Linked DNA regions of Homo sapiens: region 1 is linked to region 2. Evidence: chromatin loops called from intact Hi-C (ENCODE). Cell type or tissue: mammary epithelial cell. All regions are shown on one strand. Links, peaks and the distances in the headings refer to the core of each region. The heading gives the core; the rest is flanking DNA.

What was found. A loop is a pair of places that touch in the nucleus more often than their neighbours do. Peaks named below come from ENCODE experiments on the same cell type or tissue, not always from the same donor. Only the 100,000 strongest peaks of a DNase experiment are listed, where the experiment ranks them.
Region 1: it touches region 2 in a loop (3-fold over the local background); 1 of 110 quality-filtered maps calls a loop at or near these places.

Annotation. Positions count from the first base shown.
Region 1 is chr2:224,098,296-224,106,637 of GRCh38, reverse strand. No RefSeq gene overlaps it. Among named protein-coding and RNA genes, the nearest start is that of SERPINE2, 63 kb to the right of the region's middle. In mammary epithelial cell, for the core only: no CTCF peak of the experiment used is centred there; DNase peaks (open chromatin) are centred at 1,777 and 4,247; H3K27ac peaks cover 2,470 bases.
Region 2 is chr2:224,279,735-224,288,076 of GRCh38, reverse strand. No RefSeq gene overlaps it. Among named protein-coding and RNA genes, the nearest start is that of FAM124B, 120 kb to the left of the region's middle. In mammary epithelial cell, for the core only: CTCF peaks have their summits at 1,010 and 3,767 (motif pointing right); no DNase peak of the experiment used is centred there.

The DNA of each region.
Region 1 (8,342 bases), core at 144-8,143, 180 kb after region 2:
AGGCCCAGACTGTGGCACAAGTTGCTCTGCCATTTGGGTCATATGATTCAGCAGATTCAGTGGTACCTGAATGTCAGTGACAGACAGGGATGCCGTTTGGAGCCTTTTGTAGGTCCCTATGGGTAGCACAGGCCCTTAGAATTTTAGAAGCATCCTCTGTGGATAACTATTCCCCTTTCGAGAAACAGCTCTTGGCCTGCTACTGAGCCTTAGTAGATATTGAATGCTTAACTGTGGGCCACCAAGTTATCATTTGGCCTGACTGCCCTTCATGAACTGGGTATGGTATCATCTGACCCACCAAGCCCTAAAGTTGGGCTTGCACAGCAATACCCCATCATCAAATGGAATGGTATATATGTGATCACACCTGTACAGGCCCTGAAGGCACAAGTAAGTTACATGAAGATGTGGACTCCACTCATGCTACACTGCCTTCTTTATCCCAGCCTGCGCCTATGGCCTCATGGGGAGTTCCTTACCATCATTTGAAAGAGGAAGGAAAATGGGCCTGATTTATGGATGGTTCTGCGGGCGTCACATGAAAGCAAATAGCTGAAGCACTGCAGCCCCTCCCTGAGACATCCCTGTAGAACAGTGGGGAAGGGAAATCTTCCCAGCAGGGAGAACTTGGAGTAGTGTGCCTGGTTGTTCACTGTGCTTGGAAAGAGAAATGGCCAGATATGTGATTATATACCAATTCATGAACAGTGGCCTTTGGTTTGGCTAGATTGCCCAACAACTTAGAATGAATGTGATTGGAAAATTGGTGGCAAGGAAATTTGGGGAAGAGGTATGTGAATAGATCTCTCTGAATTGTTTTTAAAAACTGAAGATATTTGTGTTCCTTGTGAATGCCTACCAAAGGATGAACTCAGTAGAAGAAGGTTTCAATAATCAAGTAGAAAGGATGACCTGTTCTGTGGATACTTGTCTTCCTCTGTCTCCAGCCACTCCTGCTATTGGTCAATGGGCTCATGAACAAAGTGGACATGGACGTAGGGATGGAGAATATGCATGGCTCCAGTATGTGGATTTTCACTCTCCAAGGCCAACCTGGCTATGGCCACTTCTGAGTGCCCAACTGCTAGCTGCAGAGGCCAACACTGAGCCCTCAATAAGGCACCATTCCTCACGGTGGTCAGCCAATCCCCTGGTGGCAAGTTGATTATATTGGGCCACTTCCATCATGGGAAGGATAGTTTCATTCTTACTGGAACAGACATTTAGTCTGATATGGATTTGCCTTTCCTGCATGCAGTACTTCTGCCAAACCACTGTCTGTGGACTTACAGAATGCCTTGTCCACTGTCATGGTATTCTGCACAGCATTACTTCTGATAAAGGAACTCACTTCACAAGAAATAAAATGTGGCAATGGCTCATGCCCATGGGATTCAGGATTCACTGGTCTTACAATGGTCATGATCATCCTAAAGCAGCTGGCTTGATGAAATGGTAGAATAGCCTATTGAAGACTCAGTTACACACCAAATATGCGGCCAGAACTTGTAGAGCTGGGGAAAAGTTCTCTAGAAGGTGTTAAATGCTCTGAATCCAGGTCCAAAACATGGTGCTGTTTCTTCCATAGCCAAGATTCTCAGGTCCAGGAATCAAGGGGTGGAAATGAGAGAGGCACCATTCACTATTACCCCTAAGTGACCCACTAGCAAAATCTTTGCTTCCTATTCCCATGACTTTGTTTTGCTGGCCTAGAGGTTTTGATTCCAGAGAGAGGAATGCTTTGACCAGGAGACACAACAATGATTCCATTGATCTGGAAGTGAAGACTGCTGCCCACTTTGGGCTCCTCATGCCTCTGAGTCAACAGGCAAAGAAGGGAGTTACTGTGTTGGCTGGAATGATTGATCCTGGCTTTCAAGGTAAGGAAGAAGAGAAAGTTTGAAATATAGGGGATCTCTTATGGAGTGTCTTAGTTTTGCCAACCCCTGTGATTAAGGTCAGTGGAAAACTACAACAACCCAATCCAGGCAGGACTACTAATGATCCAGACCCTTCAAGAATAAAGGTTTGGGTCACTGCACCAATAAAGACCTGTGATATCCTGAGGTGCTTGCTGAAGGCAAAGGGAATAATACAATGAGTAGTGGAACAAGGCAGTTATAAATACCATCTGTGACCACATGACCAGTTACAGAAAAGAAGACTATAATTGTTATGAAAATTTCTTCCTTATTTTGTTAGGAATATGTGTGTATATCTGTGTGTTTATGCATGTGTGTATTAAGCAGACAACTTTTTCTTCCCTCTCTTATTCCCTTATCATGTAATAGAAGACGTACTGACTTCATATCATAGTACTTAATTACTGTTAATTCTACATTGTATTTATCACATATTTAAGTTATTAGATATCAAGGAGAACAGTAATCATCACTCAAGGACTTTGCATCCTCTGATGGAAAACTGGTTAGTGCATTTTTATTCGTACACAGGATTGTTGTATCATGTTAGATGGAATTACAACCTTGTTATTTATGTTCTTTATTTGGAGAATAAGTATGATTTAAAGAGATGCATATGAGTGCCAAGTTGGCAATGGGTTGATTTGTGATAGTTTATTTTATGTGTCAAATTGACTGGGTCACAGGGTGCGTGGATATTTGGTTAAACATTATTCTGTGTGTGTCTGTGAGGTTGGTTTTGGATGAGATTAACGTGTAAATTAATAGACTAAGTAAAGTAGATGGCCTTCCTCAACATGGGTGGGCCTCATCCTCAGCTGATGGCCTGGATAAAACACACAAGGCAGGGCAAGGGGGAGCTGCTGCCCAACTGCCTTTATGCTGAGGCATCAGTTTTTCCTGCCTCCGAACTCAAACCAAAACTTCAATTCTTCCTGGGTCTCAAGCCTGCCGGTGTTTGGGCTGAAACTCCAACACTGGCTCTCAATTTGCCGTCTGTGGATCTTGGGACTTGTCAGCCTCCATAATCACATGGACAATTACTTTTACTCTCTCTTTCTTTGGACAACCACAATATACACATTTACCTTTATAATTTTAAAAATAAACTGCAGAAGAGTTTGGTCAACTTCCAAAACAAAATCCCACGGAAATGTTTCTTTACTTGTAAGTTATATAAACATCTTATTGAAGTATAGCATACATGCAGAGAAATACACAAATCACAAGTGTACACTTGAATTCTCACAAAATTAATACCTCCCCAACTAGTTCCCTAATCAAGAACCCCTTCTGCCCTTTCCAGTGTTTACCTCCCAAGGGTACCCACCATCCTAACTAAAACCTAGATTGGTTTTGCCTGATTTTGAACTTTATGTAAATGGAGGTATACAGTATGTACTCTTTTGTGTCTGGCTCATTTTACAGCACATTATGTCTATGAAATTCATCTATGTTGTAATGTGCAGTTGCTGTACAGTATTCCACTGTATGAATCCACGATTTGTTTACATATCCTGCTGGATTATTTTCAGTTTTCAGCTGTAATGAACTGTGTGGCATGATTATTCTTGAACAGTGGCCTTGGGGAATATATTAGATATAGATATATGGCTTGTGAAGATGCCATTGGAACTTCTAGGAAGGGTGATTATAAAAATGTTTCTGGGAATAATGGGTGGTAAAATATAAATTAATTTCATGGGAATTTTAATAGGAATTTGCATTAACTCTATATATAACTTTGGCAAAAACTGAAGATTTATCATCTGTGATTCAGGAACATGACAGTTGTCTCCATTTATTCAAATTCAAGTTTTTGTTCAATAATGCTTCTCGCACACTCACCTAATTTGATGTACATTGGCCCCAAAGTGGAAAGAAGGAGATGGAAAGGAAATAAGAGGAAGGAAACTCTGACATCTCTTTCACCTGTCAGTGTTGCGCCATGTTGCCAAAACATTGTTCTGGGCCATATTTGCTCATCGGTTCTGAGAGTAAATATGATGCTTTTGGTTTCCTCACTTGCATGGGTATTAATTTAGTCCAGTCATTAGCTTTCACAAGACACCTTTTGCCTTCATTTTTAGTTATCTATTGCTCATTTAACTTTATGTGCCTGACCTTTAAAGTGTACACTCACGGGAAAGCTCCCTGGGGAACCATTTGGGTTGTTTTAGAGACTTCCTTTTCTGCCTCAAGCACTTTGAGAAACGCCCTTCCCTCTTGAGTCATACTCCTGTTTAAAATCTTTTCTTCACATTTAAAAAACATCTGTTTCAGTACAATCTTGTACACATGTCTTAAGACATCTAGAATTCTTTCCATGTCTAGGATTGCTATGAAATGGTCATCAAGGCATGCCAGGAATTGACTAGACATCCTGCTTTAGACAAAGCTTCTAGCTGATAGTGAAGTGCTGAGGCATCCTGTTGCTATTGCATCATACTTCTGAGTTGAGCTGGTTCAATAATTCTTCATTGGAAAAGCATCTGCTAGACCGTCTGCCAATGACAGGGCCTTGGTGTAAACCATGGGCATGTTTTGTGACACTGAGCTCCTTCCAGCACTTTCCAGGTGGGGATAACTCCCTTGTCACTTGGTCAGTACTGCAACTCTTGTGCTCTCCTTGAACCTCTGTGCTCCTGGACCTGTGCAACAGGAACCCCTGAGGCCCTCTGTGGACCACAGGGAGTGCCTATCCTCCCCAGTAAACCAGATTATAGTCCTTACTCATCTTTTTGGCCCGTCTGCTCCATTAAGCTTCCCACCTCCAGACATTTCCAGGTGAGAGGCAGACAACACTCTTGTTGCTTGCTAATGACCCCAGACACATTTTAAGCTCTTATAGTTACTCCCTTGCCACCCTCCACTCCACTCAGCTATCTACACAGTGCAAACCTGCTCATTCTGAAGCTTAGTCAATTATCTCTCCAGGGAGTTGATGGACAGCCTCCTCTCAACTAAATCCCCAAACCCTAGGAATAATCCTGTTGAAGATCCAGGGTCACATGGCTAGGCAGGATGATGGTGGAGATGGAGAAAGTAACCACCCACCATTACATGGAGCCAGTGATCCCTGATTCCCTATCGCTCTTTCCATTTCCCCTTTCCTTCCCAGAAACCCCATCCCTATGCCCTGTCTGCTGAGGATAACAGGGCCAGATCTGCAGCCATTTAGTCAGACCCAAGACAGGGGCTTGGCCTTGACTTTTTAGAGCTAATTTTAGAATTTAGGGGTATATAACAATTTATTTGTCCTCAGTTTTGGTCCTAAGTCAACTATCTAAAAATAATATTATAAGTCTTAAGATACAAAAGGAAACTTATAATACAATAATGTCAGATAGTTATAAATGTCATAAACACAGTGAAATAGGGGCCAGGCACAGTGGCTCACACCTGTAATCCCAGCACTTTGGAGGATGAGGTGGGAGGATCACTTGAGGCCAGGAGTTTGAGACCAGCCTGGCCAACATGGCTAAACCCCATCACTACTAAAAATACAGAAATTAGCCAGGCGTCGTGGCATGCACCTGTAATCCCAATTACTCAGGAGCTTGAGGCATGAGAATCACTTGAACCTGGGAAGCAGAAGTTGCAGCGAGCTGAGATCATGCCACTGTACTCCAGCCTGGGCGACAGACCGAGACTCTGTCTCTAAAAGAAAAAAAAAGAAGAAAAGAAAGGAAATGAAATAGGACAATGGGATTGACCATGGAGGGGAAGGTCCAAGACAGCCTCTTTGAGGAGGAAGCATCTGAGCACCCACCAGAATGACAAAAGTCTCTGAGCCCTTTGGAGATCTGGAGGAAGGGCATTTCAGGCAAAGGGAACAACAACAGCATGTGCAAAGACTCTGAGGTGGGAGTAAGCATGAAAATTTTGAGAAACAGAGAGAAAACCAATGTTCCATGCAATATGCATTTTGCTTGGGGATGGGCATGATTTCACCCCCATCCTCAAATTGCTACCTAAAGGACACCTTTCATTGATAACATTGAGGACATTGCAGAGCCTGTCCTCACATTGGAGGGAGGGACAGGTGATGGTCACTGAAGCCGTTCTTAGAAAGAACCATCCACAAGCAAGTTTCACATAACCACGTAATTCAACCTTGGACCCTTAGACATCGCTAACATAAAAATCATTCTTGTCTACTTTTATGTGATATATATACACTGGAAACACAACACTGGATTAATTATTCTCTGCAGATGTCTGAACATCCTTTAAAAGGAAATAGCTAATTAACTTCTTCATAAAGGTCCTTGGCACCCAGGAAGCAGCAGTTACAATTCTGAGTAATATAATCAAGAAGGCTTTATACAATCAGTTGAACCAAACAAAGAAAGACATTTCTTGGTATGCATATTAGCAGCAGTACAGGAAAATAAGCTGTTGAACATGTCATTGGAACTTCTAGGAAGGGTAACTATAAAAATGTTTCTGGGAATGATGGGTGGTAAAATATAAATTAATTTCATTATTCTCATACTTGGCTAAGATTATAAAATGCCATTGATATTTCTTTAAAAAGTAAAACTTTCATTTTCAAAACATCTTTATTTTTTTAGAAGCCATTCCAACTTATCTCTCCAGTGCAGAATTATGATAGAACTCTCTCATTCCTCTGCTGTTAGGAGAGCCTGGAGCACTGGCCACACTTGGTTCTCTTCTGGGGAATGCACTTCCACACTCGAGGCCAATGCTGAAATAGGCATGCAAGGGGTGTGAAGTGACCTGGAAGGGCAGTGGAGGCTCTCCACAGCCTGTCACTGAAACCCTGGAGCGGTACTTAGAGAATCAGTGTCTTACAAATCTTCCCTGAACTCCTCCACTGTTTTCTGCTTCACACCTGTGAGCTTTTTCTCTATAAGGGCTCAGAGTCCATTGACCGTGATTGGAGACTGAAGCCATGGCTAAGCTGTTTTGTGGCAGTCTTCCCACACTACCAGACACGAACTGACAAAAACAGAACAAAGCCAAGGCCCTTGTCTTTTCTCCTTCCATCAAAAAACAAGTCTCTATGCATCTCAGTTCACTCAAATCGACTTCTACTCCAGTCTCTGAACTTTGTGCTCTGTATGAAGAGCCAAGTGTGCTGGGTGCAGTGGCTCACGCCTGTAATCCCAGCACTTTGGGAGGCCGAGGCGGGTGGATCATGAGGTCAGGAGATCGAGACCATCCTGGCTAACAAGGTGAAACCCCGTCTCTACTAAAAATACAAAAAATTAGCCGGGCGCGGTGGCGGGCGCCTGTAGTCCCAGCTACTCGGGAGGCTGAGGCAGGAGAATGGCGTGAACCCGGGAAGCGGAGCTTGCAGTGAGCCGAGATTGCGCCACTGCAGTCCGCAGTCCGGCCTGGGCGACAGAGCGAGATTCTGTCTCAAAAAAAAATAAAAATAAAAATAAAAAAAAAATAAAAGGTGCAGCTCACTGTCAGCGCTCATTTAATTTTACATAAACACACTATTTGAGGCTGAAGCAAATATAACTGATTTTCAATGTGAAAATAAAATATAAAAACTGTTCTTGGAATTATTTCTAAACAGAACTAACATGGGAATCGTCTGAATCATCAGAATAATCTATTTCGGAAAAATCAGATTCATCCAGTGAATCTTTGGCCAACAACTGTTCGGGAACGATGTTAACATCACTCGTAGGAATGCTATGTTTTCTAGGATTTGACATTTTCAGTGACCGAGAATTACTATATTTTGTCAATGGGAAATACCACTACTAAAAACAAAATGCTATAAATAGAATGATGCTTTTTTTCCCAAAATTGATATACGAAAGCAATGTGAAAATAATAATGAAAGCGATGTATTTCGTGACAAAGTTATCTCCAAATAAATGCTGCAGCCGCAAGTGCCGCCGGCGACTGTCCTTGGGGAAACAAGAAAAGAGTTAAAAGCAGAGCGTTTTCTCCAGTTCATTGCAGAAAAGGAAGTCAGAGATTCAGAACTGGGGAAGAATTGGATACGCTCTTGCTAGCTTGAAGATGGAGAAGGCCATTTGGCAAAGAATGCAGGCAGCTTGTAGGAGCTGAGTGCAGCCCCTGGCTGAAAGCCCACAAGGAAATGGGACTTGAATCCTACAACTCTAAGGAACTGAATCCTGCCAATAACCCAAATGAACTTGGTAGTCGATTCTTTTCCTGAAGCCCACAGACAAGAACTCAACTTGACTGACACCTTGACTTTGGCCTTTGTGATCCTGAGCAGAAAACCTAGCTACTTCATGCATAGACTTTTGACCTGCAGAACTGTGACCTGATAAATGGGTATTGGTTGAAGCCACTAAGTTTGTGGTAATTTATTACATATCAATTGAAAACTAATACACAGGTAATGGTTCTTTGGTTAACCAAAGTCAAAGTTTTGAAATAGCAGTGGATGTCCTCAGCCTC
Region 2 (8,342 bases), core at 80-8,079:
AGTGGCACAAAACAGGAGAAAAGACTTACTGCAGCTGCCTTTTAATGACATTTCTCGGGAGCTTATACATAATACTTTCAGTTATATCCCATTGGCTAGAATTTAGTCAGTTTCTGTCTAACTGTAAGGATGGCTGGGATATGTAATGTTTATTCTGGGCAGCCACATGCCCAGCTAAAATTCAGAATTTAATTACCTAAAAATTAAAGAGACAATGGATATTAGGGGAAAATTAGCAAGTTCAGCTATGGGTTCTCAGCAGTGGAATTCCTGAGCCAAGCTATAATTTTGCTGTTTGAAGCCCTTGTTATATATGAGGACACACTGGTGCCAGAACGTCTCTACTGCTTAATCCTCCTTAAGCTGTGCATGAGAGAGTCTGCACACTTGTCACGTCCTTGCCAACACCCAATACTATCATCCAAAATAAGTCTCTGCCAGTTTGATAGGAGGGAAAAATATCCTGTTTATATTTGCATTACTTTGACAATAAAAAGAGCTAAACTTTTCCATGTATTTGCTGGTCATTCATATTTCTTTTTGTGAATATCCTATGTCCTTTGTCTACCATTAAATTAATATTTAGCTAGCTATAGTATTATATGGTTTGAGTGTGTCAGGAGGAAATTTTTCTTTGCAGTAATTAGGATTTTATAAAATCCTACTTTTATAGGAAACCTTTTTATGGAATAAACAACTGTTGAAAAGTAACTAGCAAATTTTTATGTAGTTTTCTTATGACTGAGAAAACTCAGACTCAAATATGGCTTTGTCTGATGTCACAGGCAAACCAGGAAGACGGGAAAATAACATCAAGTACAATCAACTATGAGTTTTCTTAATTCTTTGGAAAGAGTTAAATCACTGACATTTTAGCCCTTTCAAAAACAGGCTCTTCTCTCAGTCGGGTTGATCATTTGATGGTTGTGGTTCAGTTCAGTGTATGAGAAAAGTCATCCTGTGGGTAGGGACAGGCACTTGAATTGCCTTCCCAGTGGTGACAAAAGGAAATGCCATCATCCAAATGAGACTGCAAAAATGCTAGTGATTATTGCTAGCTCCTGCATTCAGTTTCCCTGTCATCCAGATTATCCTAATGAAATTTTCAAGTTGAACCTGGTATAAACATACTTTTAAAATACACATTTTTATTGGATAGTCAAGCTGATTGCACTGTTTTCATAAACAGAGTTTGTTTATGCTTTACTTCGGGCGATCTGAGCATGCCCGCCTTTACTGCCTCAGCACAGGTAGCCTTGGCAGATGCTGTCCCCTTCCAAGTGGCAATAGCGAGGATGTGGAGCTCACCACCATATGTGGGTCATGTTGGTGGTTCTTATGCAGGATCCCTTGCAGAGTGGTTGAGGATAAAAATTCCCACCTATTTCCTGCAGCCTTGGACAGCAATCATCACTCCATACAAAAGTTGACATGTATGTTGAGTGTATATGTAATCTAAAAAAAGTTTCTGTAAGTGAGTAAATTATCTTAACAAGTGGACCTATAACACACAGTTCACCCTACTTGAGCTGGGTTTATGGATCCCTGCTCGCCCGCACCACCATGATACCATTTCATAAGGGAATCCTAAAATGCCCCCCGTTAGTAGCTGTTATCCATATCTGCAGATACTTTGTTAGTAATAGCTCCTTAATGGGTAGAAATGGTAGGGTAAGTCTTAGCTGTTGATTTGATAGTGAAATTAATCCTTGAGTTAGCTATTTTCAAAGAAATGAGGAAAAGCCCTTGTTTTTAAGGAATAACATTTCCTGTTTCAAATTTGCCTTTCAATTCTCCTTCCTGCTATTTGAGTGGATGATAAATCATTTATAATTAATGTCCTTAGGATTTTTCCATGTGGATAAATACTGGTGATTGGCAATTTGGGCCTCTGCATACATGCTCCTGTTAAAATGAGTAAGAGATAAAACTACTACTCAATTAAGTTTTCCTTGTCTAAAAAAACACAAACAAACAAACCAAACCACACACATGAGAAAACAACCACAAAAATCCAGAGACACATTCTGGGTAAAATTTGTTTTAATATTTCAACTTTTCAGAGGGGAACAAGTATTTGGTTATCCTACTAGTTCAGGTTTATATAACTTTAATATAACCTTATCTAGTCTATTGACTCTGAAAGTTGGAAAATTGAAGAACTTCTCTCTCTGTCACTTTTAAAGAGTGAAGCCATGTCCCAGTTGATCTATTGATCAGGATTTGCCAAACATGTAAGTCTCTGATTGCTACTGACTTTTCTTGCCATCCTGGCAAAATTGTTTAATTGTGCAGTTTCTTAGATGTGCCATTTTATAAGAGAGAGGTAACTGCAAACTTAAAAGAGTTGCATTGTATAAATGAATACAATTAAACAATGTTAAATGCACTGGCTTATTATTATTATTTTTTTATAGTCTCAGGATACCTCCAAGTAGTTCAAAGGTCTCTGGCCACTCATAACCAACAAATGTCCAAAAGTAGTGAAAGATACCTCAGATATCATTGTGGAGAGGCTGAAATATCCAGAAGGCTTTGCAAAGCTCACAGTCAATTTCAAGTAAGTAGACTGGTTTCTGTGTGAGAGGGTCTATGCCAAAATGGTCTAGGTTTACTTGAGTTTTACAGCATTAACATCCTTCCCTTAAGTAGGTCTTGTGTCTACTTACCTGGGAAGGAAGGAAGATTTTGAACAGTTTGATTCTTTTTGGATATTGTGTATGTTACATTTTTTATATCATATAGGAAAGGGACTAATATCACTGCAGATGTTTTAAAATATGATGGGAGTGGATATTAAAGGAAAAAACTGTGGGAACAACATCTTAACAACAGTGAGATGGAGGCTCGCAGGGAAAAAAAAAAGGATGAGTGTCACCACTGGGATTTTTAGGCAGCCAAGGGGCACCACAAAAGCATTTATTCCTGGAGAAGGAGGGTTAACCAAAGAGAAGGGACCCTGAAAAGAAAGCGTGCCATTTCCACAAACCAAATCATGTTGATGTTGTCCACAGGGTTTGGACTACTAAGACACGATGTGACACTGGAGCCCTTCAAGCACTGAACGAAAGTAGATTTAGATTTAGATTCCCCCTCATGCTGTTGAATAAGGAAGTTTATGTTGTTCTAATATCTAGACTAGAAATTTCCATGTTAATGGTGGAAGCTCTTTTTTCCAAAGTAGGAGAGTTCCTTGCAACTGAATTTGGCAAAATAAGATAACCTAAAATGACAGATAAGAAATGATGGTGTTTGTCTTTACCTTGAAGAATGGAAGAAAATATGCTTTGGGAGACAGGCATCCAAAGGCATTACACAGTTTTACTGTAGTGGTGCTCAGGTTAGAGCAAAGAAAGGAGGTGGTAATAGCCTCAGGATTAACCATATATAAAGCCAAATATCAATGAAGGATGAAGTGAAGCTCTGGAACTGACAGAAGACCTGCTGGCAGGAATCACAATCTTGCCTGAATGTCTCATAATAGCCATGCTTACCTTTCTTAGCTCTCAGATATTATAATAATTAAATTCTGATGATGATAAAATTTACCAGCAGGGGGTGCCATCTCCTCAAATTTCCTTTCTTGGACAATAAAGGTCATTCTTAAAGGTTTTAATGTCTTTGCAGACAAGCCAAGGCTAATTGTAAGTTCATCAAATAATTGAGGTCTCTCAGTCATGGCATTGTCTAGATTGGGTATTATCCAGATGAGATGGGAGCATAACTGTCATCTTCACCTACATTAGGCAACTGGCTTCTAAACATTCACCTTTGGCCACAAGGTGACAGGAGGAGACTGTGTGAATGGGTTAAACACCTTTTGTGAGGCTGAGGCAGGTGCATTACCTGAGGTCAGGAGTTCGAGACCAGTCTGGGCAACACAGTGAAACCCCATCTCTCCTAAAATACAAAAAAATTAGCCAGGAATGGTGGCAGGTGCCTGTAATCCCAGCTACTCGGGAGGCTGAGGCAGGGGAATTGCTTGAACTAGGGAGGTTGAGGTTGCAGTGAGCCAAGATCGCGCCACTGCACTCCAGCCTGGGCAACAGAGTGAGACTTCGTCTAAAACAACAACAACAACAATGAAACCACTTTTCATGGGAAACTGTCTCAACCTACACTGTCTGCCAATGCAAAGTCAAGGCATGTGTTGCCTTCAGGTCAACATCATTTAGATTTTTGTTTATAGATTTTAAATGCTATTGGGGAAGAAGGTCTGCAAACTTTCACTCACAAATCACGTTTTACATTTAGACTGCAGAATTAGGTTGAGGCATGTTATTACATATTTTAATATTAAGTTAACTTTTCCTCCGATAATTTTTTCAAGCTTTTCAGTTTGCTTCACGTTCCCGTTCATGTTCTTCAAGATCTCAGCTGTCCCCCGTAGGGATCTCCTGGGACACTAAGCCAGTTTGCTCCAGGCTAGTCCAGGCAGCAGTCCCTGCGTGAGCTGAGACTTGCAGGGAAGATTCCATTTGCTGTGGTCTTGAGGCTTGCGTGATGTGACTGCTCACACTAGGGGCATGGCTGCCATGACCCCATTTGCTCATGACCCTGCTGGCTGAGCAGATTCTCCTCCCCAAAGAGCTGTGGGTGGTCGGCTTCAACCCCCGCAGCAGGGGTGGAACAGGAGAGACCAGAACTCTTGGGGATTCCTGAACCCAAGCTCCCAAATTAGAGCCACTTGCCACTAGTCCTTGCCCTGCTAAGCTCTGGACCTGGAATCTAACTTGAGCTTGGTTTACCCTTCAAAGACCTCAAGGTTCAAAAGCAGTGGATTAGGGTTCAGAAGAGCCAGGCTATGCTTGCAGGAGTTAAACAAGATGCTGCCCAGGCCTCACTCATGCCAAAGCGCTTTGCTTTTCTAAATTCTACTAGGACTCTAAACGAAACCGTCTTGTCTTTTCTCCTCGTTTATTATTTTCCTCTAATACCATTTATGCTCTCTCCTTTTTCTTTCTGTTCTGCCAGCTTTTCCTTTGTTCTGGCTGGAATAAAATATTCCAGAGACCCTTGAGGTACTAAGGCAGCAATTCTCAGCCCTAGATAGGGATTGGACTGTGGGATGCTTTTTAAAAATACAGAGCTCTATACCACTCCTCCCACCACAGACCTACTGGATTAGACATCATTCCAGAAAGCTCACCAAGACATTCGAGGGCACAGCTGAGGTTAAGAATTACAGAAAGGTAGGGATAGATTCAAGAGAAATGTAGTCCCTGGAAAAGGAAGGCTTAAATATTAAGTAACCATAGTAAAGGAAAAAGTAATTCCGCCAAGGAAAAAAAAAAGCTGGTAACAGGATGAATTCAAGCTTTCCTCTCCACCGATAAAAACTGGCATAGATATATCTTTCTCTTTTATATTCTTACTCTTTGATGTTTTTCTTCCTTTTCCCCCTTTTCATTCTCCTCCTGGATGGAGTAAGGAAGGGAATCAATGTCAGGTTGAAGAAGACTGGGCTGGGTTGAGATGGGCTGGAGAACTCCGTTGAAATGGAAGGCTGAGCGTTTGCAGGCATAATGACAAATTCTGACATCCCAGCTTGGGCATTGGCAACCCAGGCTGGTAGCAGAGGGGAGATTTTCAGGGGCACAACATCTATTCCCAGGGCATGGGCAATACAGCGAAGTAAAAGTTCTCAGCAACTCTCATTTCTTCTGACATTCCAAAATCCTGAGCTTTTAAAACTCTACCTTTGCCCAATGTCCCCTCTCTCCAATACTACCTCTTCCTTCTTCTACTTCCCAAAGGACAACTCACTGGGATCTCATTACTGCCAAGACATAAGAATCTTGACCTGACAGTTGGTCATTAGTTGTCTTTGACGTCTAGGAGGTAAGATGTACCATGGTGTTGGCAGCATCGGTGTTCCCAAACTTTATTATCTTACTAGATGTGAATACATTAAACTAGCTTAAAAGGTGGATTACATACATTTTATTGGTTAAAGTAATCACAATATATGCTTATTAATAAATGTTTCATAGAGCTGGATATTTTAAGAGAAAATTCATAATAATCAGTAAATTCATAGAATCCTGGAAGCTACTCAGAGAATCCCCTGGCTATGCCTCTGTTTTTATAGATGATGCCAGAAAACGGAGAGTTTGGGTGATTTTGCCCAAAATCACAGACCCAGGAACTAACTGTGGTCTCTGGTTTTCAATTCAATAATATTTTTAATCAAAATCATCTTATCATAGGCATTGAATTATACCAAAGTTAATTCTCAATTAATTGCATTTTTTGTGGAACTTCACTATTTAAGTGGACACTGATTAACCATTATTATTCTCGATATTAAGCAGAATGACTTGTTGGAAAAGCACGCTACTTGGAGATGCCTTTTTTTTTTTTTTATACACAGAACTCGCCAATACCCAGTTTCATTTTCCTTCCTTCTCTTTTTGATCCATTTGTTCATCCATTTACCCATCCATCCATCAACCATCCACCCAACCCATCTATCTACATCTATCTATCTATCTATCTATCTATCTATCTATCTATCTATCTATCTATCTATCTATTTATCTATCCATCTATCTATCCATCTATCCATCCATTCACCCTAGACACCATGCTAGGCACTGGAGATACAACAGGAAGAAAAAAATGAACAAAGTCTCTGGCTTTCATGAAATTGATAGACATGTAAATGGACACAAATAAGATATCAACAAAAAGAATTAAAATTACAAGTACAACCTAAGGTAAACCTTCTAAGAAAAGAATGAATAAGATTCTATAAAAATCTAGGTAGGGCATGGCGGCTCACCCCTGTAATCCCAGCATTTTGGGAGGGCGAGGCAGGAGGATTGCTTGAGCCCAGGAGTTTGAGACCAGCCTGGGCAACATAGTGAGACCTCACCTCTACCAAAAAAAAAAAAAAATTAGCCAGGTGTGGTGGCGCATGCCTGTAGTCCCAGCTACTCAGGAGGCTGAGGCAGGAGGATCACTTGAGCCCAGGAGGTGGAGGCTGCAGTGATCCATGATTGTGCCACTGCACTCCTGCCTGGATGATAGAGTGAGACCGTGTCTCAAAAAATATATATATATATTATAAATTTTGAACAAAGGAAAGAAATTATCCTAGCTTGAAGGCAGGATAGTAGACTTCCTCAAGGATGTGACCCTTGACCCGCCTTCTAATGTATGGGATCTATATAAAGGTGAAGGGAGGTAGGCAGAGATTATTACAGAGAGAGCAGCGAGGACAAAAGCCCTGTAATTCAAAGAACTGAATGGAAGCCAGTGGCTGGAGAGCAGAGAGCAAGAGGCAGCGTTTCCGTTGGAGGCAGGACTCTGCCGAACCTTGCTGAATATGAGATGGGAAGTGGCTGGCTGATTTTAAGCGGGGAGGTTAGGGGTGTCATAATTATATTTTCATTTTAAAAAGACAATTGGTCTGGGCACAGTGGCTCACTTTGGGAGGCCAAGGAGGAAGGAGGGTGGATCACTTGAGGTCAGGAGGTCAAGACCAGCCTAGCCAACATGGTGAAATCCCATCTCTACTAAAAATACAAAAAATTAGCCAGGCATGGTGGCAGGCTCCTGTAATCCCAGCTATTTAAAAGGCTGAGGCAGGAGAATTGCTTGAACCCAGGAGGTGTAGGTTGCAGTGAGCTGAGATTGCGCCACTGCACTCCAGCCTGGGTGACAGAGCAAGACTCTGTCAAAAAAAAAAAAAAGGAAAAAGAAAAGAAAAGATGATTGGCTGTTGGGCTGAGATGGACTGGAGAGGAGTTGGTATGGAGAAAGACAAATGAAGGGACAGACTTTCATAGAAATTATGGTGACTTGGACTAGGATACTGCTCTGGAGATGGCAAGAGATTTTAGAAAGATTTAGGGGATAAATATCAGTGATGAATTGGACATACAGTATGAGAAATAAGTAGATGTCAAGAATAATTCCCGAAATTTTGGCTTATATAACTAGAATGAATTTGTCCAAATTTTGACAAAAAGTACAATTCAATTACATTTAATCAATCTTTACTTTTCCTAAGCACTACAGGGGTTACAAAGATGAGTGAGACATGACCCAAGTCTAGTAGGGTCACCATACCCTCAAAAACAGGGCAACATTCAGAACACCATAGTAAGTAGTCCCTTTACATGGACACATTCTAGAAATGAAGCAGCTAATAGAAAAATTCCTATTTTAGAGTTATAAATCAAAAGTGGGTAGAGACAGAGTTGTTTAAGCTTTAGGATATATATAAGACACTTGCATTTGTAATCAAATTCCTACACTGGATGAGCAAATGTTCCAAGCAAAATCAGACTAAATATAAATGCCTAAAGCAAACTTGCCTTATGGGATGCACTGTT